2 separate regions of the Homo sapiens genome follow, and region 2 is linked to region 1. A link is a loop called in an ENCODE intact Hi-C map of the cell type or tissue named here. Cell type or tissue: dorsolateral prefrontal cortex. All regions are shown on one strand. Each heading gives the region's core, and the rest is flanking DNA. Links, peaks and the distances in the headings are about the cores only.

Region 1 (11,681 bases), core at 1-8,000:
AGGACTCGCCAAGGCCACGTGTCGAGCTGGGACTGAGCCCTGCCCCTTTAGGTAGCTGCGTGGACTTCAGCGGTTTGTGCAAAGCCCTGCCCTTGGTGACCCGCCTTTAGTGACCAGTCTGCCTCTTGGGTCTTCCTCCCAGGCCTTGTCTGGCACGTCCACGTGGCCCAGCCCTCATAGAGACCACGCTGGCTGTGGCCTGGGTTTAATCTCTTAAAGAAGCCAATCCTTTCCTTGCCTGTTTGGCATTTCCTAAAACATCCCTCAATGAGGGAGGAAGGCAGGGACACCCTGGAACGATTCGTGCTTTCCTTTGGGGGAGTGGGAAGGTAGGTGGGAAATGACAAGATGAGTGAGGAGTTGGCACTTGGCCAAACAGAGGAGCCTGGACCCCAAGGCTTATTCTCAGAGGAGGCCCAAGAGAGGCTGAGGAAGAGGGGGAACAACCCTCCGGCGGGGGAGGAGGGTGAGACCTCACACTGGCAAGTTCAGGTCCAGCCACTTCCTGAGGCTGCTGGGTGGGGCCGCACCTCACGGTCCTTCCCTGTAGACCATCTTCCCGGGCACATTGCTCCTCAGAAAAGGCTCTGGGAGGGTCTCAGTGGAAGCTGGCAGCTGTGCCCTCTGGCCCTGACTTGGCCTCTTAGGGTATTCCTGGGACCCTCCCTCTGTCCCTGGCCTTCGTCTTCCTGAAGTTTCCCTGGGAGGCCCAACCTCCTGCCCCTCTCAGGGACAGAGGCCAGCAGAGGAGCCAGCTTACAGGATGGGAGCTGCTGAAAAGAATTTTTTTCCCTTAATTTTATGAACCTCTCCCTCTTCTTCCTCTAATTGTGACCGTTTCCTGTGTCAGCCTGTATTCATGTTTTCTTGGACATCTAACAATTGAAACAGCTTTTCCCTTTCAGAAACACTCACATTCAGGTTACTGGCTTTGGTTTGGTTTTTGTTTTGGGTTTGTTTTTTTTTTTTTTCATCTGCTGCCAATTAATTGGGGAAAAAATTGAGCTGGATTTCTTTGAGAGAAAAGAAAAGCTCCTGCCACACAACGTCGCGCCCTCGGCATTTTGTCTGAGAACCTCCAGCACTAGCGGCTGTTTCTGTGTCTCCCTTCTTTGCTGGCTTTATTATTGACCATAATGCCTGCCCACTTGAGCAACTCTGTCCTTGAGCGCTGAGGAGTCAAGGGCCCTTCTGGCAGCCCCCCAAACAGGATGGCGCCCACAGAAAGAAAGGAGGCTTTGTAGGGGAAGAGGGCCCCACCGCCTGCCAGTCCCGTCCTGAAGTCAGAAGAATGGCCCAGGCTGACACCCTCTCCTGGAGAGAGGCTCACAGCGTAGCTGTTCCCAGGAAAGGGGTGCAAAGACTCCGAGGCTTCAGGAGGCAGGCCCTGTCCTCACAGGGCGGCTGTGGGCCGGGGCCCCTCTGTGGCCTGAGAGTGAGCAGGAGGGAAACCTGAAGCAGCTACCCGCAAGGCGTCCGGTCAACAGGGTGGAGCTGCAGGCTCCCTCTGCCCATTCCCAGAACCAGCGGCCCCCTTTGTAAGATGCTGAACACGAAGTTCCGGTAGCTCCCCAGACGCTGTCTCAGAAGTGGTGATATCATTGACCAAGGGCCTGGCAAGGACCGGCAGCCAGGGTCCCCATTTGCTCTTGCAGCCCTAGGGACTGTGCAGGTAGAAGCCCTGCCAGCAGAGCAGGCTGGCGTTTGGTGTTGGCCCACAGACACCCGTGAAGGGTCATGGCCGAATCAGGCAGCTGTCCAGCCAACTGTCTCTCCACCCTTCCAGAATTGGTGATCAGCGAAGACCAAATTCGGCAAGCCATCCAGAGGGAGTGCAGGGCGCACAGTCTTAGATGTGGGCGCACCTCCCAGAACCCCACGGGGACTTGTTCACAGGCGCGCTTGCAGGAGGGCAAGCCCCTTGGTCCTGGAACACAGGTGCCCCTTGGCCTTTCCACCTCCCTCCTTGGGGCTGTTTGCATCCCTGCCAGGAGCCTTAAACCAGCCACCTACTGCTGAAGTCTCTTGTAACATTCCAAATCTATGTGACACACTGTATAATGATGAATATTTAATGTGAAGCTCTTAATATACTACAAGTGTCTTGTTTACCATTTGTCTTTTTTTTTTCTTTCTTTTTTTTTTGAGACAGGGTCTTTCTCTGTTACCCAGCCTGGGGTGCAGTGGCACAGTCTCCACTCACTGCAGCCTTTGCCTCCCAGGCTCTGGTGATCCTCCTACCTGAGCCTCCCACATAGCGGAGACTACAGACATGCACCACCATGCCCAGCTAATTTTTCCATTTTTAGTAGAGATGGGGTTTTGCCATGTTGGCCAGGCTACTGGTCTCACTCCTGGGCTTAAGGGATCCTCCCACCTTGGCCTCCCAAAGTCCTGGGATTACTGGCGGGTGCCTGGCCACACAGTGTCTCCTTTAAATGCACCTCCTTGAGCATGCATGATTTTTGTTTGTTTGTTTTTTAATGCAGTCATGTGCCCCAGGAATCTAGCTGGACTGCCTTCTGCTTGCAAAAGCTGAGCTCTTGCCATCAGCTTCCAAAGGTGGATTGTTAAAGGAAAAAGCAACCTTTCTGCTTCCTAATTATGAGGAAGAGAGAGGCCTAATGAGCTCAATGGAAATAAATGAATTCGTTCAGCAGACATTCAGTGAGTACCTACTGGTCCTCAGGTCTGGTGGATACAGTGGTGAATGGGACTCAGCCCCTGCCCTCAAGAAGTTTCCAGTGTGTAAAAACAACCCAAGGAGCTGTGGGATCCCAGATGAGAGGGAATTGAATCTGCTTGCAGCGGTCAGGGAAAGTTGGGCCTTGGGGGATGGTAGGAGTTCAGCAGAGATCCTGGCGGGCTGGATGGTCTATGCAGAGATAACAGGTGGTAGAATCATCAGGGTGAGTCCATCAGAGCCTAATGTGGTGCAGCCTGCCCTGGTGGGAGGTGGCCAGACTCCTGGGACTCCAGAGGCCTCATTCCGCAGAGGCAAATGAACAGGGCAGGGCAGGGAGGGTCTCCCCAAAGATGGGGAGATGCTGGCCACCTGTTTCCTAGAGGAGCTGAATTCTTAAGGAGAGAAGGGCAGGACACGAGTCTTGGCACAAAATCTGCCATTGTTTGCCTGCCACCATCGCCATGATGACAGCATTAGGCAGCCCAGGTCCACCTGGAAGGTCTGCGCCCAAGCCCCTCCTCACCTACACCTGAAGGGGCACAGCATTCCCCAGCATGTTGGGGGCCTGCTCTGGAGTGATTCCTCGACCCCCCCAACCCCCGCCCCCGCCTCCGCAGGAACTTAGTTGCCACTCCTCCCTCCCTTCTCCTTTTCAAGAATGTGGCTGTCTGTCTCCCCAGCTGGCCCCCTTCCTCCCCGACTCTCCAGGACTCCAGGGCTTTGGTTCACCTCTTCCCCTCTCCCCCACCTCCCCGATACATCCCAGTGTCCCAGAATCCACACCTCCAACTGTCAGGCTCCCTCAGAGCATTGACACCAACACCCCCATGCCCCAGCATACACATGCACGTGCACACACACACACCCGGGGAACGCCTGTGCTCGGGGAGGGCAAAGCCCTGGCACAGGGTCCTGGTGACAGAAAACATTCCTGAGCTTGGTCAGGACCAAGGGGCCACAGGCAATGCCAGTGCTCTGCCACCGGGAATTTCCTGAAGGGAGGGAGGAAAGGTCACCTCTAGAATGTGTTCTGCGTGGTGGTGGGTGGCGGTGGTGGCGGGTATTTCTCTTTCAGTTCAATTTAACACACATTGAGCATGAAACAGACAGGGCAAGCTGGTGACCAGGAGCAGGAGACTGAGCACAAGAAACCCCTTCCTCATCAGAGTCCACAGGAAGCGGTGGGTCGCCAGATGCCTTCATCCCTGCACAGAGAGCCAGCAAGGCGGGCCAGAAATGGAGGCCCAGACAGGGACAGAGGCATGCTCAAGGCCACACAGCAAGTCCCTCTCCACATGCCTTGGGGTGCTTGAGGGCGACCAGCTCCAAGGGTCGCCTTGGCCAGTGCAGCTCTGGGAAGACTAGGGTAGGGCTGGGGGATTCTTCTCAGAGTTGATGAGCCATTTCTTTCCTCATTGGCTCCCCCAAGTGGGAGCATCCCAGGCCTGTAGTGACTGGTGTCATCTCTGGCTTGGGGGACAGTTTCCTAAGCTGTGATCTGACCAGGATGGCAGGAAGCCACCAGTGTGGCTCTAGTGCCCTCGTGTGGTTTTCTTTAGTATTGCAGCCAGTCCCAGGGAGCAGAAATGCCACCTCCAAGTCACCCTGTCAGTTACAGAAGGAGAACTTCTGCAGGCCCAGAGAAGGAAGAGGAAGGCATGTAAACAGATAAACGGCAGGCAGTGCGGAGTGATGAATGATGGGTGCTCCAGCAGAAGAGACAGTAGAAGTGGCATCTGAGCCAGGCCTCAACACGCAGGGAGTACGGGCATCCTAGGCAAAGGAAACAACTTCAGCAAGAGCTGGGAGGCTCCCTCTGACTCCCGATCCAAGCTTTTCCCACTGCAGTGTACTCTAAAGTCAAGCCCATTCATGCCCACTGGGAAGGGAGGTCAGGCCGAATCAGAAGGGCTCAGTACGGAACAATTTTATGCAATATTATTTCAAAGTTACTGACTTCCAATTATAAAATTAATGTGTACTTTGTGGCCTGGCGCAGTGGTTCACACATGTAATCCCAGCACTTTGGGAGGCCAAGGCAGGCGGATCACTTGAGGTCAGGAGTTCAAGACCAGCCTGGCCAACATGGCGAAACCCCGTCTCTACTAAAAATACAAAAATTAGCCAGCCATGGTGGCTGGCGCCTATAATCCCAGCTACTCAGGAGGCTGAGGCAGGAGAATCACTTGACCCCAGGAAGCAAAGTTGCAGTGAGCCGAGATCCTGCCACTGCACTCCAGCCTGGGCAACAGAGCAAGACTCCATCTCAAAAAAAAAAAAAAAAAAACCACACAAAGTTTGTGCTTGTGGCTGGGCACGGTGGCTCACACCTGTAATCCCAACTCTTTGGGAGGCTAAGGCAGGCAGATCACTTGAGGCCAGGAATTCAAGACCAGCCTGGCCAAAATGGTGAAACCCCATCTCTACTAAAAGTACAAAAATTAGCCGGGTGTGGTAATGGGCACCTGTAGTCCCAGTTACTTGGGAGGCTGAGGCAGGAGAATCGCTTGAACCCAGGAGGCGGAGGAGCCAAGATCGGGCCACTGCACTCCAGCCTGGGTGACAGAGCAAGACTCTGTCTCAAAAAAAAAAATTTTTTTTTACTTGTATTAGTAATGGAAATTTGTATTTCAGGAAAACATAAAGAAGAAAATAAAAATTACCCTAAACTCAAAGAACAGTACATTCACGTTCTGAAGTATCACCTCAGTCTTTTTCTCTATGCACATATATAATTATTTTAAATTAAAATTGGGCTCAAGCCATGTTTACATAGTTCTATAGCCTCCATCTTCTGCTTAACACAGTGTCGTGTCCCTTTTCCTCTGTTATTAAATCTCCTACAATATGATCTTTTTTTAAATAGCTGTATCGTATTTTCTACCTAAATTTTTTTTTTTTTAAAAAACAGAGTTTCACTCTTGTCGCCCAGGCTGGAGTGCAGTGGCATGATCTCAGCTCACTGCAACCTCTGCCTCCTAGGTTCAAGCGATTCTCCTGCCGCAGCCTCCCAAGTAGCTGGGATTACAGGCGCCTACCACCATGCCCAGCTACTTTTTGTATTTTTAGTAGACATGGGGTTTCACCATGTTGGCCAGGCTGGTCTGGAACTCCTGACCTCAAATGATCCGCCTGCCTTGGCCTCCCAAAGTGCTGGGATTACAGGCGTGAGCCACTGCACCTGGCCTCTACCTTAATTTAACTTATTCAAATTTTTGTATAACCAGCTCTGCAGGGAATTGTTCAGAAATCTTTATCCATATTTCTGGTTTTTTTGTAAGGAGAAATTAATAGACGGGGCATTATGAGGTCAAAGGTTAGGTACATCTTCAAGACTTCCTGTCCTCCAGAGATGCGTCAGTTCCTCTTCCACTGCTGTGTCCGGGAGTGCCCCCACAGAAAAGCTGTCCTGTTACCTTTAAAGACTTTTAGCAACTTGGACCTTGCCTAAAACATGAGGCACACTGTAAGTAGCTTTTCTCTTCAGGGACAGCATGAATTCAGGCTACCCATGGGGTTGGACAGGAGACTGGGCTCTGCATGTAGGGTGAGTAGTTGTCCCTATAAGAGAAGCTTTTCAGGGTGCAGGACTCTGAGGGCTAACACCAGGATGGTCCCAGCAAGCCGGAACAGTTGTCCTTTTACCCCAAGGGCAAGCCCCTTACCTCCCATTCAGTAGACCCTCCCTCTGCCCCTGTGAGAGAGCCAGGGTCAGGGGCTGGAGCTGGGGCTGGGGAAACCCAGAGAAGCTCAGAAGGAGCCCTGCCCTCCTCAGGTCCAGGACGCAGGTGAGCAGAGAAACAGCCATCACCCAGGGGGAACTTAGTCTAATTCCGTCCCTTTCCAGCTGTGTGACCTGGGCAAACTGCAAAAGCTTCCGCTTCCTCTGCTGCAAAGTAACACAAAACCAGCAGCCTCACAGGGTTGCTGCAAAGATTACACGCGGTGTTGAATGACTGCCCTTAGCAAGGCTTAGCGTCATCAACCTTCAGAGGTCAGCTAGGATGAGAACAAAGTGTGATGGCAGAGGCCAGTGTAGCCACAGGATTTCAAAGCAAAGAGGGTCTAGGGTGCCAGAAAGGCTTCCTGTGGGAGGCAAGAAGTGGAGTCTATTTTATAAATAAAAAATGCTCCAGCCTCACTGGACATCTCCTGAAGTTGAGACCACAGCTCTTAAGATCTTCTTCCTCTCCAGCTGGACGTCCCAGAGCAGTGCTCACAGAGTTCTCTCCATCCCCTTTCTCAGCATCCTCTAACATCCCATCTTTCTCTGTTATTTAAATTAATTCTAACACACTATAGTTATTATCTAAATAATAAGCATCTGTTGGCCAGGAGCGGTGGCTCATGCCTGTAATCCCAACACTTTGGGAGGCCGAGGCAGGTGGATCACATGAGGTCAGGAGTTTGAGACCAGCCTGGCCAACATGGCGAAACCCTGTCTCTACTAAAAATAGAAAAATTAGCCAGGTGTGGTGGCAGATGCCTGTAATCCCAGCTACTTGGGAGGCTGAGGCAGGAGAATCGCTTAAACCTGGGAGGCGGAGGTTGCAGTGAGCCAGCATGGCACCACTGCACTCCAGCTTCGGCAACAGAAAAAAAAAAAAGCATCTGTTTTGTTTACTATTTAAATAATTACATTTATTTATGTCAATGTTGAACCTATTTATTGTCTTATTGTTTAAATGTTAAATCTGTGCAGCAGCTTTATTCTTTAAATATTAAACATGTATTGTGTTCATTATCTATTGTCTGTCTCCAACCCCTAGAACGGAACCAGAATGCAGACTCCACACAAGCAGGGATCTAGGACAGCTGCTGGCATACAGTAGGTGCTCAATAAGTATTTGTTAGCTGAAGTAACAATGATAAAAGATCCTATCTGTGGCGGGTTTACTCTATGTGCGCCTCACATTGTACATGCATTGGTCTCCCACAATGGGAGTCCTGCTGTGCAGATGAGAAACTGAAGTTCAGGCCTGGTGTGGTGGCTCATGTCTGTAATCCAAGTACTTTGGGAGGCCGAGGAGGGAGGAGCATTTGAGTTCAGGAGTTCAAGACCAGCCTGGGCAACATGGAGAAAAACCCATCTCTACAAAAAAAAAAAAAAAATACAAAAATTAGCCAGGTGTGGTACTGCACACCTGTAGTCCCAGCTACTTGGGAGGCTGAAGTGGGAAGATCACTTGAGCCCAGGAAGTGGAGACTGCAGTGAACTGAGATCTTGCCACTGCACTTCAGCTTGGGCAACACAGGGAGGCCCTGTCTCAAAATAAACAGGCCGGGCATGGTGGCTCACGTCTGTAATCCCAGTATTTTGGGAGGCCAAGGCGGGCGGATCACTTGAGGTCAGGAGTTCAAGACCAGCCTGGCCAACGTGGTGAAACCCCCCTCTCTACTAAAAATACAAAAATTAGCCAGGCATGGTGGCAGGTGCCTATAGTCCCAGTTACTTGGGAGACTGAGGCAGGAGAAGTGCTTGAACCCAGGAGGTGGAGGTTGCAGTGGGCAGGGATTTCGCCACTGTACTCCAGCCTGGGCAACAGAGCGAGACTCCGTCTCAAAAAATAAAATAAAAATAAAAAATAAACAAAAGAAGTAAACAAAATATATCAGAAAAGAAAAACTGAGGTTCAGAAAGGTGAAGCGATGCTAGGAAAAGCAGAAGTTGGATTCAGTGGTGGAGGCCCAGGGGGAGGTCATAGCCCAGAGGTGAATGGGATCTAGAGAGAAATTGCATGGTCCCTTCTGCCCCAAGGACAAGAGAGAAGGGTGGCATTTTGTGTCCCTGAGCACCACTGCCCCCTCTATACCGGAAGGAGGATGAGCTTCCATCGCACTGGATCTGCCATCATGGGGAACCTCCCTCAGGGTCTTGGAACATGGTCACCAGGAAGGACCCTCATCCTGTAGATGGAGATATTGAGGCTGGTGTGGGGCTATCCAGTGACATCACTAGGAAGTGGTGGATCAAGGATGCAAACCCAAGTATTCTGACCTTGCAGCATGCTACATTGAGTTCAGTGTTTCCCAACTAGCCTCACCTAAGGTTTACACATGGTTCTTATAAAAATACAAATTCCTAGGACCTCTGCTTGGAGATTTTTATTCAGGAGGTCTTGGGTCAGCCCTGGAAGCCGATATTTTTCACAAGTTCCCCATGGGTGTCTTATGATGAGGGAGCTCAGGAGATACTCCCCTGGGGTCAAGGCCAGGCTGCCCACCGCCCTGCAGCTCACCATCCATCTGGGCCTTTGAACAAGTGCCAGGAAAAAGGAAAGCATCAACTATCACACTGCGCATTTGTGGCTAGCTCCATCCCCCAAAACAATAGGAGTGGCAGAGTCCCAGCCTCACCTCTTACTGGGTACATAGCTCAGATAGGTCATGGGACTTCTTTGAGGACACAAAGTATGTGAAAATCTGAGGAAATGACATATCGTGTGGCTGCTTGGGAAACCCACACAGTATTGTGCAACTGCTTCTTGTTTCATTGACTTGGCCCTTGGTAGGTAAAAATGTATTTGTATTTCACAAGTATGTGTCACTCAGACAACAAGTAAGGTGTCCCTGACCTTACCCAGAGGTCACCAATCTTTCTGAGCTCTGGGACTTATCAGGGGGCATAAACTTTGCCTGCTGGTGTGCTGGGAGAAAAAGCCGGGGTACCGAAATGATGATAGGGAAAAAGCCACCTGGTGTCTTCCTTCTTATACGCTTTTTCTCATCCCATGTTTTTTCTGGAACCCACCTTATTTGAATCCTAGCTTTCCTTTACAGATCACCTTTCCCAAGTAGCCTTCCCTGATTGCAGCTGGTACAACTTCCCTCTCCTATCAACACTCAGAGCACTTGGTATGTGCGGCTCTCAAGCAATGCTGATAATTTTCCTTAGGACTGTTTCCCCTCTGAGCTACAGGCTCATTCACTTACACATTCCTGAGCCCTGTAGGACCCTGTGTTTCAAACCACAGGTCACTATAATGGGTCAGGATGTCAATTTAAAGCTATAATTTCCCAAAATTGCCTGAGAAGAATCAGCCAGGGCTAGCGTTAAATATACACAGGCCAACTGGCCTCTCTCCTGGGGATTCTAATTTAGTCTGTCTTGGAACTGATTATATATATATATCATATATATCATATTTGTGTATATATCGTATGTGTGTATACATCATGTGTGTATATATATCATATGTGTGTATATATCATGTGTGTATATATCTATCATATATGTGTGTGTATATATCATATGTGTGTGTGTGTGTATATATATCATATATATATATATATATGTTGGGTTTTTTTGAGTTAGGGTCTAACTCTGTCTCCCAGGCTGGAGTGCAGTGGTATGATCACAGCTCACTGCAGCCTCAACCTCCCAGACTTAAGCAATCCTCCTGCCTCAGCCTCCCAGGTAGCTGGGACTACAGATGTGTGCCACCACGCCTGGCTAATTATTTTATTGTTTATAGACAGGGTCTCACTGTGTTGCCCAGGCTGGTCTCAAACTCAAGTGATCCTCCTGCCTCAGCCTCCCAAAGTTCTGGGATTACAGACATGAGACAGATCTATTTTTTAACCAGACCTCTAGGACCTAGAATCTAGGTCAATGCTTTTCAATCTGTAATGTGCACACAGCACACCTGGTGAACTTGTTAAATACCAATCCTGGTTTACTGGGGCCAGAATTCTGCATTTCTAACACATTTCTGGGTGACTCAGTGCTGGTGCTGTCCCTAAGTGTATGGCCCATAGGTAGTTTGCCCAAATTCAAGAGATTCTTGTCTTCAGGCACATTGGGGAAGCAAGAATTGAGCACTGTTGTTCTCAACCTCAGCACACCTGGGAAGCTTTTAGACTATACTAAGGTTCAGGTCCCACTGCAAACCAATTAAATCAGAACCTCTGGGGCAGGGGAATGGGGCCGGGGAGTGGGGCGGGGGGTGGCTGTTGTTTTGTTTTCAAAGCTTCCCAGATGATTCTAATGTGAAACAGGGCTAAGAATCACTGATTCAGTGGGGCCCCACCACCATTAAAATGAATGAATGAATAAACTGAAGAGAACAAACAATCTCCCAGGCTGGCAGGGTAAACCCTGGGTCTCTGTTATATGTTATTAATACAGATGCACGTGAGTTGCTGGATCAGAGCAGGTTTGGACATGAATGAAGCAGAAAGGGAGAAGGTCCTGGAGTTCACAGACCAGCCATGGGGACAGACTGCAAGGACCTGAGGTGGGGGCAAGGGAGGGTGGGGCTGACAGCACTGAGGGGCTCTGCAGCAGGACGTAGTGAGTTCAGATGGGGCAGCAGTGACCAGAAGCCTCTGAACTGAGCCATGCAGGAGGAACAGGACATTGTTATGAAGCAAGCAAGACCTTTTAGGCACAGAGGACAAAAAATACCCAAGCGTTGGGGGACGTGAAAAGAATGCAGCAAGTTCAGGGAAGGGAACACCAAGGGGCTGGCTGGCCCTTGGCCATTTGGTACTGGGGGTGTGAAGGGGAGTGGCAGAGATAGTCACTCACAGTAGCTGATACTCCACTGACAGCTTGCGTAAGGCTGTTTTCGTGCACCTAAGAGCCAATGAAGTCTGAGGGCACCAGACAACCTTCTAGAAAGCATTTTTTGAGGGGAGGAGTGGAGGGTGATTAAGCAAAGATCCACCAGCAACCTTCTTATGGCCCTTTCCCCCAGGAACCCAGGCCCTGCCTTCCAACAGCTCTGCTCTCCACCCGCATTTCATTTCGGCAAACATCTCCTAGGCGCCCTTTTTGCCAAGCACTGAGTTGGAGAGCCAGGAAAAAGCCAGACAGCTCTGCCCTCATGAGCTGGCGGTGGGAAAGATCACACTGTCATGAGTGACTACAACATAGGACAGGATGTCAGAAGCGCCCCAAACTTTGGGGCATGGGAAGGCAGGGGCAAGGACAGTCAATTTTGCCTGAGATGATCAGGGAAGCCTTCTAGGAGGGAGAGGAGGCAAAAGGACC
Region 2 (8,000 bases), core at 1-8,000, 86 kb before region 1:
TATTCACTCAGCTCCACCGCGGCCCTTCCCTTCCGAGTCCCACGCAGCCCCCAGCAGCTCAGGTTCACCTTCCCCAGAAGCCTCTGCATGCTTCAGGCTCCCGATCTGCTGCTTTCCCCAGGTGCCTGTGGCTCAAGGCAGAACCAGGCCAGCTGGCATTCAGTTTTCTGCTCAGGTGGTGTTTACTGAAGCCCTGTGCTCTCATGCCCTTCACAGCATCTCTCCTAAGCCTCCCTAAGGCCCAGGGAGGGAGCGCCTGGGTTGTTTCCATTTTCCAGTAAGAAACCTGGAGCAGAGGCTTCCGCAACAGCTGGGGGCCTGGGAGCACCTCCAGGAACCTGGGAGTTGTGTTCCAAAGCCCAGGCAGGAGCAGGGCAGGCAGTCAATGGGCCGGATGGACCCTGGGCTGAGGGAAGCACATGGGCCTGAGATAGATCCCCCGGGCCAGCTCCTGCCCTCCCCAGTAACAGAAGCAGAGGCCTGGAGCCAGGAGGCCCCCAGCAACAGCCTCACCACCCCACACAATTGGGAACCAGCCGGTGGGCGACAGCATCCTCCCTTCCTTGACCTCTTCTAGGATTTGCTTCCATTTCTGTGCTGTGTCCTTTACCTTACGGAGAACTGTTTCTGCTGAGTGAGTCTTTACTGGGGGAAGGGTTAGTGCTGAGCCACTGAGTGGCCTGCTCCAGTGGGCACTGAGGGACATAGTACAGTTGGGACAGTGTCAGAGCTATGTAAGATAGAGGAGGGGCAGCCCGGCCCCATGCTCCTGTCCTCCCCTTCAGGGTGAAGCTCTGGAGGGTCTTCGTGGAGAATCCATGGAAGCCCTGCTGTTCTGGGCACTGCAACGAGCACAGGGGCTGGGAGGTGGAGCCCACCTTGGCCCTCCCCTCAGGAGGGCTGTCCACTGGGATGTGGCTTATGACTGCTGTCATGTGTGGGTGTAGAACCCTGCCCTCGTGGGACGGGGAGCCGCGGGGAGGATGTGGCCCATTCTGCTTGGTTAGGGGTGGATGTTGGTTAGGACTGGGTGGGAAGGGTGGTGGAAGCGGTTGCAGCGAGGGGCATGGCCTAGCCCCAGGGTTCAAGGGTGGAGTTGGAAGGAAGTAGAGGCCTCAGCCTAGGACAGAACCCAAGGAGGTCCTGTGTTTAGCTGAAGGGGACTCAGAATTGTGAAAAGCACCCACCTGGGGCAGGTCCCTATGCCTTTGGCTCGCCCATCCCTGCCCCCTTCTCACTCTCATCCCCAGCACAGCCCAGGCTGCCATGCAAAGTGAGCTGTCCTCCAGCTGATCCTCAGAGGAAACTAGACAATATTTTTAATTATTGTCTAATTTACACCCAGAAATTAGGAGGAAGGGCTTGGTCCTTATTAATAGCCCAGCCTGTTTACCCCTAGACTTGAAACTAATTTTCATCTGGACCAAGATTTGTTGTAAATTCCCAAGGCTCCGTACTAATAAAAAGTTTCTGGCTGCCTTTTGGGCCCCAGCCCTATGCCCTGGGTCTGGCTCCCAAATTTGCAGAAATGTGTGATTTCTTGGGGTGAGACAGGGTGGATCTTAAAACTCACGGTCTCCACCCCAGGGAACTTGATGCAGGGTCCTGGAGTCTGCAGGATCTAGTACTGCAGTTAAAATTCACAGTCTGGTTTTAGCTCACTTTTTAACTGAACTGTATGTGATGCTGTTGGAAAAGCTTGAACTTGGGCATTAGAACCTTTCCCCTCTCTGGAAATCTTCTTTCACAGAGAGAGAATTTTAGAGCCAAGCTAGGTTGGGGGACTAGACAGATGGTGGTGGGGCTAGGGTGAGGAGGGTGTGGGAGGAGGGTTCTCACAACTGTCCCCTGAATGGTGGCCTGAGCTGAAGTCCTAGCCCAGGGCCCCTTCCAGTCACTAGGATGCCTTCTTATGTGTTTCACGTGGTTCGGTAGTGCTCTTTCAAAGCAAGGCCTCCTGCCCTGCCTTCCCCTGTAGGAACCCTGTCCAGGTCGGTCAGGGTTCCTGTCCTCTAGGTCCTCTGCAGGGAGTGATGGCTTTTCCACCTCTCTGTTTAAGCATTTAGGAGGAAAACTTCTTTGTTTCAGGACACGTATGGCTTTGTAGAAATTTCTAATTAATATTGTCAGATTGTTGGCATTTCTCTAATTTCTTCCAAGACTGTGGCCTTCAGTTATATGTGTGGGGTTATTGCTATCACCATTTATATTTATTTCTCCTTTTGCTGACTACTCACATCTCATTTCATCCTCAGAACAACCCTGGAGGCAGTCCTTGCTATCCTTTTTTTAAGATAGACAAACTGGAAAACCAGAGAATCGAAGTGACCCACCCAGGGTCAGCCAGCTGTAGTGCCAGGGCTTGAGCTAGGGTCTCTTTGCTATATCACATCAGTCCCTGTCCCCTTCCCCTCCCTTCCATTAAAAAGAGTCTGTGCTCAGAGCCAGGTCCTGTGAGGTGGGATCAGGGTGGATGAAAGTCACTCACCACCACTCGTGCTCTCTGGAGCTCATGGGGAGGATGCAGATGGCCTTTTCTCTTCTCTCCTGTTCATCTCCTTTGGGCTGTTATCTACAGAGGTCTCAGCGGGTAAGTGTGGGTGAACTGCCAAGCGCTCAAGTCATTGTTCTAACTCCATGGTAGACGCTGGGAGAGAACCTTTCTGCCAGCAAGGATGTGGCCTCCAAGGGAACTAACCCTAACCCTCTGTGGCCAGCCAGTCTCCTCCCACTCTAAGAGGCTGCTTGTGCCTCAGTGTCCCTGGCACCTGGTCTCACCATGCAGCGAGGCAGGACCGCAGAAGACCTAACTTGGAGAGTATCGAACCCAACCCGCCTGGACATGGCTTCCAGGTCAAAGCGTCCAAAGGGCTTGGCCTGGAGAAGCCATCCTTGTCTGAAGGACAGAACTGGCCAGGCTCTCCCCAGCCCACAAAGAGCCTTGCATGTCTTCCCATTCAGGGTGAGGAAAGGCATAATTGTGTCTGGACAGAGCCCTGGGTTTGACACTAGCCATGGAGCTGTAATTATCGTCCTTAATTACACGATGGTGCCTTTGCCAGGAAGGTGTGCTTGACGATTATCTCCTCTCCTGACAAGGGTGGTTCCGTCTCCCTTTGTAAGTACTGATGTAAACACACAGGCTCACTTGAGATTTCAGGATTACCAAAGAGCCATTCAGAGTTGCCTACCTAAGGACCCCTGCCTTTCAGAGGAGAAAGGGGCAAGCCAGGTATCAGCCATGCAAGTGCTTTCTTGCCTGCTGCTGAAAAAGAATGTCCATTTACCTCTGAGTTGACTTGGTCTCTGAAACCGAAAAAAAGAATTAACTTTTCCCTGATGCTTAAAATAAAGAAAAAAGGAAGAGCAAAAAGCCATGTAACAGTGCCCCATGCGTTTACATACCAAGCACATCCCTGCTGATTGGATTCTCACACCACCCTGGCGAGACAGGCAGGACACGTGGTGCTATCTCCATTGTATAGATGGTGAGATGAGGTCTCAGAGAGGCTAAGGGACTTTCCCGAAGTCACATAGGAAACCAGGACTAAAGCACTCTGCCAGCACCCTGACTAAAAGCCAGGCTTTGGCACCTGCAGGGCAGTATTTTGGTTCATTTTGTGAGATCCCTCAACCCCAACTGGCTCTGGGGCTCCTATGTGGCAAGTAAAGCCTCTCAGCCTTGAGGGGCTTCCGAGGGCCAAATGCCATGCACTTTATAGGACTGAATTGAGGAGCAGCCCCCAAAGACTTTGGAGGCCAAATCACACTGCATTTCCCAATGGACTGTACAGGTTAGCCCAGCGTTGCAGACAGAATCAGCCCACCCGGCCTCGGAACAGCGCCACCTGGGAATCAGCACACAGTGCAGAGGATGGGAGGCTCAGGAGAATGCCCCCGCCCCCTGGCTCTGCTCACCACATTGGGTCAAGGTGAAGGGCAGGCTGCCCTGAAGATCCATGAGTGCAGGGCCTTCCAGGGTCAGTTGGTACCATGGTCAACATGGGGAAACAAGGGCAAGGTCGTGGGCAGTGGTGAAAATGCGGATTCCTAGGCCCCATCCTGTAGAGGCCCTCACTGAAGCCCGAGAACTTGCACTGTAATACATGGCTCCATGGCTCTGGGACAGATGGTCCCATGGTTAGAGAGTCCCTGCTTTAGCAAAGAGCTTAGGCCTGGGGTCTCCTTCAGTTGTTCAAGCTGTGGTCTGGCCTGGCCTGGTCTGCCAGCAGCAGCAATTCTCGCTGACTTCTCGCTCCCTCTCTTTTCTCTCTCCACTGCCTGTGGGAGGGATGGACATCCGTTCTGTTGTCTCCTTGAAGCTACCTGTGCAAGTCCTGAGGACCCAGCCCTGGGCCTGTGGAAAGGAATGGAAACCACCCACTCAGGTGTGGTGCCCCAGCCTCGTGGCTCTTCTTGTCAGCCTTCACAAAGCTGTGATTCATACTGGAATCTTGTAAATCTCTGAATGGCCAAATAGAACAGGGCTGGGGGTAGAGGGCATGGGGTGACTAGTGGAGAGAGTCATGAGCTGGAGGCTGCAGGAGTGAATTGCAGCTCCTCCGACAGCCGGTTTGAGCTTGGACAAGGCATGCCTCAGTTTCTCCATCTCTGAAGTCAAGGCTTCAGCCAGATCCTAAGGTGACTTTAGTGCTAACCTGTCCTGGTAGTGGTGGCAGTCACACAAAGACACGCTGGATGCACACAGGGACACAATCTCCCAGAACACAGAAGCCTCCCACGTGCTGCTGGTGGTTGGGCTGCTGCCTCGGCTGCCTTTGTTTGTCCCCAGTCTCTGTCAGACCTCCACTCAGTATGCGGCGCTTGGTGTCTGCAGCTTCCACTCAGCACTCCAGAAACCTGTTTGTGAGCTCAAGTCACACTAGCCTCCCTAGGGGATATCTTTCCACAGAAGCCTACTTTCGAATTGGGCCTAATTGTAGCATATATACCTTTAAATAATTTTTTTTAGTGTATTTGAAACAGCTGTCATTTTGCATGTGCATCAGCTGAATAAAGTGGAGCAGCCATTTGAGCTCCTGGTCACCCCGAGTCTGCAGCAGGCTTCCTTCACCCCTTGCAGGAGAGAGACCTCAGGGAGGAGAGAAGCTAGGAGGTTTGAGAACAGAGTGAGATCAGCTCGCCTGCTAGTCTCAGCCTTTCACAGATCCCTCCTCACTGTCCCCTGATGAGTTTCCCAGGCCTGGCTAGATCATGTTACTTTCCTGCTCAGAGATCTCCACTGGGTTCCTCAGATCTGAGCCCAGACTTTCCAGGCCTTCCTCAAATCCCACACCCTATAGGGTTCCCAGGGTCCAGCAGCACCCCATCACCCACTTGCTTTCCTGTGTAAACGCTCACTGTCCTCCTCACTGAGGGGCTCCCCAGGGCTCTGTGATCCCGCAGGGACTTCCTCCCTCTTGTTCTGCCTTGCTCTTGAGTTCCTCCAGCAGCCTGGGCAGGGCCTGAGTGACTCACAGTGGGTTCCCCAGAGCCTAGCACAGAGCTTGGCTCTTGGGAAGAGCTGGTTGAAACTGGATGAAAAATGGGCCTTTCCTCTGCTTCCATCTCATCCTTGCCTTTGAAGTCAGTTTAATGGCTGCAAACATATTAATCATTTGGATTTCCTGTTTGTCCCTGAAAAATAAGCATTCAAAATAGGATTTCGAGGACAGGCAGGGCAGCTCACACCTGTAATCCTAGCACTTTGGGAGGCCGAGGAGGGTGCATAGCTTGAGCTCAAGAGTTTGAGGCTAACCTAGGCAACATGGTGAAACCCCGTCTCTACTAAAAATTCAAAAATTAGCTGGGCGTGGTGGCGTGTGCCTGTAGTCTCAGCTATTCGGGAGGCTGAGGCAGGAGGATTGCTTGAGCCCAGGAGGTGGAGGTTGCAGTGAACTGAGACCGTGCCACGGCACTCCAGCCTAGGTGACAGAGCCAGACCCTGTCTTTAAATAAATAAACAAAATAGGATTTTGAGACCATCAGAACATGTGCTTTCCTGGATTTGAAAACAGGCGATGCAGAGACCATGTATCTGGCCCTGAGGGTGGTGGGGGAGGTTGTGAGTCTCTGGGGCGCCTGCAGTTCTGGGAAGTTTACCGTTTATGGAGTCCTTGGTGGTCAGGAAGCCCAGGCCAGCAGGATAGCGGTCCAGCTCAGTACTGTGTTGGGGCCCTGGCCCTAGTGCTTCCCTCCCTCCTCCCTCCTCCCTCCAAGCTGCCTGCTCCCGGCCACTGGTGCCTTGGAATCGTAACTCAGAGCTCAGAGCAACAGGAATGCTGTAAATCCCCGTCGCGCTCCCCTTTACAAGCAGGCAGTTGGGCACGGCGGCACTTTACAAGAGAAAGCAGCTCCACCACAGCAGAATGCAGCAAGTGCCTGTCACACGGGCTGTCCTGCCACTGCCTCTGCTTGCTCGGTTGGACACAGTGGGTACCACAAGCCAGGAAGAAGCATCACTCTTGTTCATCCCCATCCCATCCCAGGGCCCTCTGCCCCTTAGCAGGGTCTCCTCCTGGGCCTCAGGCCCCCAGGGCCTTGTTGTCCTTTCTGCCACTTGCCCTTGTCACACAGTGAGAAGCTGCTGTCGCCCTGGACAGCTGTTGTTTGATAAGCTGGCCATCTGCCCTGGGGTGATGGAGCAGAGTGCCTCGGCCTCCGTGTCTCTGTGATGTGAGAGGTACAGGGTTCCAGTCCTGAGGTGGTGGAGCTGGACAGCCCAGAAGGCCAACCACAAAGATGAGATAACTTGGGGTAGCAGTACTTTAGGAGTTTTGCCCACTCTGCAGTCATTTTGTACCCTCCTGTGCCAGCTTCTACACTGGGCGTCCAGAGATTGACATAAATGAGATCCAAGCCCCAGTGGATGTGGACTCAGGTCTGACATGTCTTGGGCTTTACTTTGCGCTGTGGGGACCTCCACAGAGGTATTTCGATCACTCAGGTTCCAGGGGAAAAGGAGGCAGGAAAGGCTTCCAAGGAATTGGAGCTTGGCCTAAGTCTTAAAAGATGAGCAGGCCAGGAGGGAAGGGGCTGTCTAGGCAGCAGCCCAAGCTCAGACCTGGAGGAGAGGACTAGCTAGTGGCTCTGGGGACCCACCAGTGGTTTCGTAGGTGCTGAGCTGACACCTGAGTTGGGTCCTGAAGTTAACTCAGAGGTGGGTGTCATGTAGAGAAGAGGGAAAGGATGGCTTGCAAATGGAGATACAGCCTGTGGCCGGCATGGCTGCAGCTTCAAGAACTTACAGAGGGGAGACGTGGCTGCCAAGATGTTCGATGACTAGTTCATAAAGGGCTTTCTGAGCCCCCTAAGGGGCTTGGACTGTACCCACAGGACTATCTGGAGTTGTTGAACCTTCACCTGCTCCCACCCACCTCCTGCCTGTCAGCTTCCCATTTCCCTGACTCAGACTATTGAGCTCATTGAAATCCTCCTGACACCAGGCAGACACACAGATTGATCACATAGAGCCTCTGCTCTCAAACCTGGATCAAGCAAGAAAATTAGTCCAGGATAAGCCGGTAGATATGGAGAGTCACAGGGCAGTTAGAGCCAGCACTGGCAATGTCTTAAGGCCTTGGGTGATTAATTGACATGTGAATCAGACAGATAATTAGTGCTACATTGGGGTACCAAAGGGACAGAATTCTTCTCCAGGGTGATTAAGAGACTACAGTAGAAGGAGGGGAGATCTAGGCCCAACCTTGAATGCCTTTGGGTGTTGAATGAGGAGCTGAAAGAAAGGCCATTGCTGGGGAGGTGGGGACCAGCAGGCTCCAACCTTGGCCCAGAGCCAGCACATCAGTGGACACTCTGTGTCTGTCCAACATTAGGAGATGAGGAGCCAGTTGGTACTATAGAGATAAGGGCTTTAGACTCTCATCTAAGTGTTCATTGAATTACCAAATTTTTTTAAAGAACTGCTGCTTTATTTAGGCTCTGGGCTCCTATGTACATGATCACAGAATTCTGCACACGTACAGGCCTCAGGCCTGAGT

What was found. A loop is a pair of places that touch in the nucleus more often than their neighbours do. Peaks named below come from ENCODE experiments on the same cell type or tissue, not always from the same donor. Only the 100,000 strongest peaks of a DNase experiment are listed, where the experiment ranks them.
Region 2: it touches region 1 in a loop (5-fold over the local background); 26 of 110 quality-filtered maps call a loop at or near these places.

Annotation. Positions count from the first base shown.
Region 1 is chr9:37,906,328-37,918,008 of GRCh38, reverse strand. SHB (SH2 domain containing adaptor protein B) reads left to right here. Exons shown (of 6, transcript NM_003028.3): 6 at 1-2,111. It also overlaps the pseudogene PAICSP1. Among named protein-coding and RNA genes, the nearest start is that of SLC25A51, 8.0 kb to the right of the region's middle. In dorsolateral prefrontal cortex, for the core only: CTCF peaks have their summits at 4,022 and 4,225 (motif pointing left); DNase peaks (open chromatin) are centred at 1,116 and 4,198; H3K27ac peaks cover 4,457 bases.
Region 2 is chr9:37,996,422-38,004,421 of GRCh38, reverse strand. The region is part of intron 2 of SHB (SH2 domain containing adaptor protein B); the gene reads left to right. Among named protein-coding and RNA genes, the nearest start is that of SHB, 69 kb to the left of the region's middle. RefSeq lists enhancers at 1,003-1,072, 6,243-6,744. In dorsolateral prefrontal cortex, for the core only: a CTCF peak has its summit at 4,792; DNase peaks (open chromatin) are centred at 4,761, 6,310, 6,614 and 7,793; H3K27ac peaks cover 7,287 bases.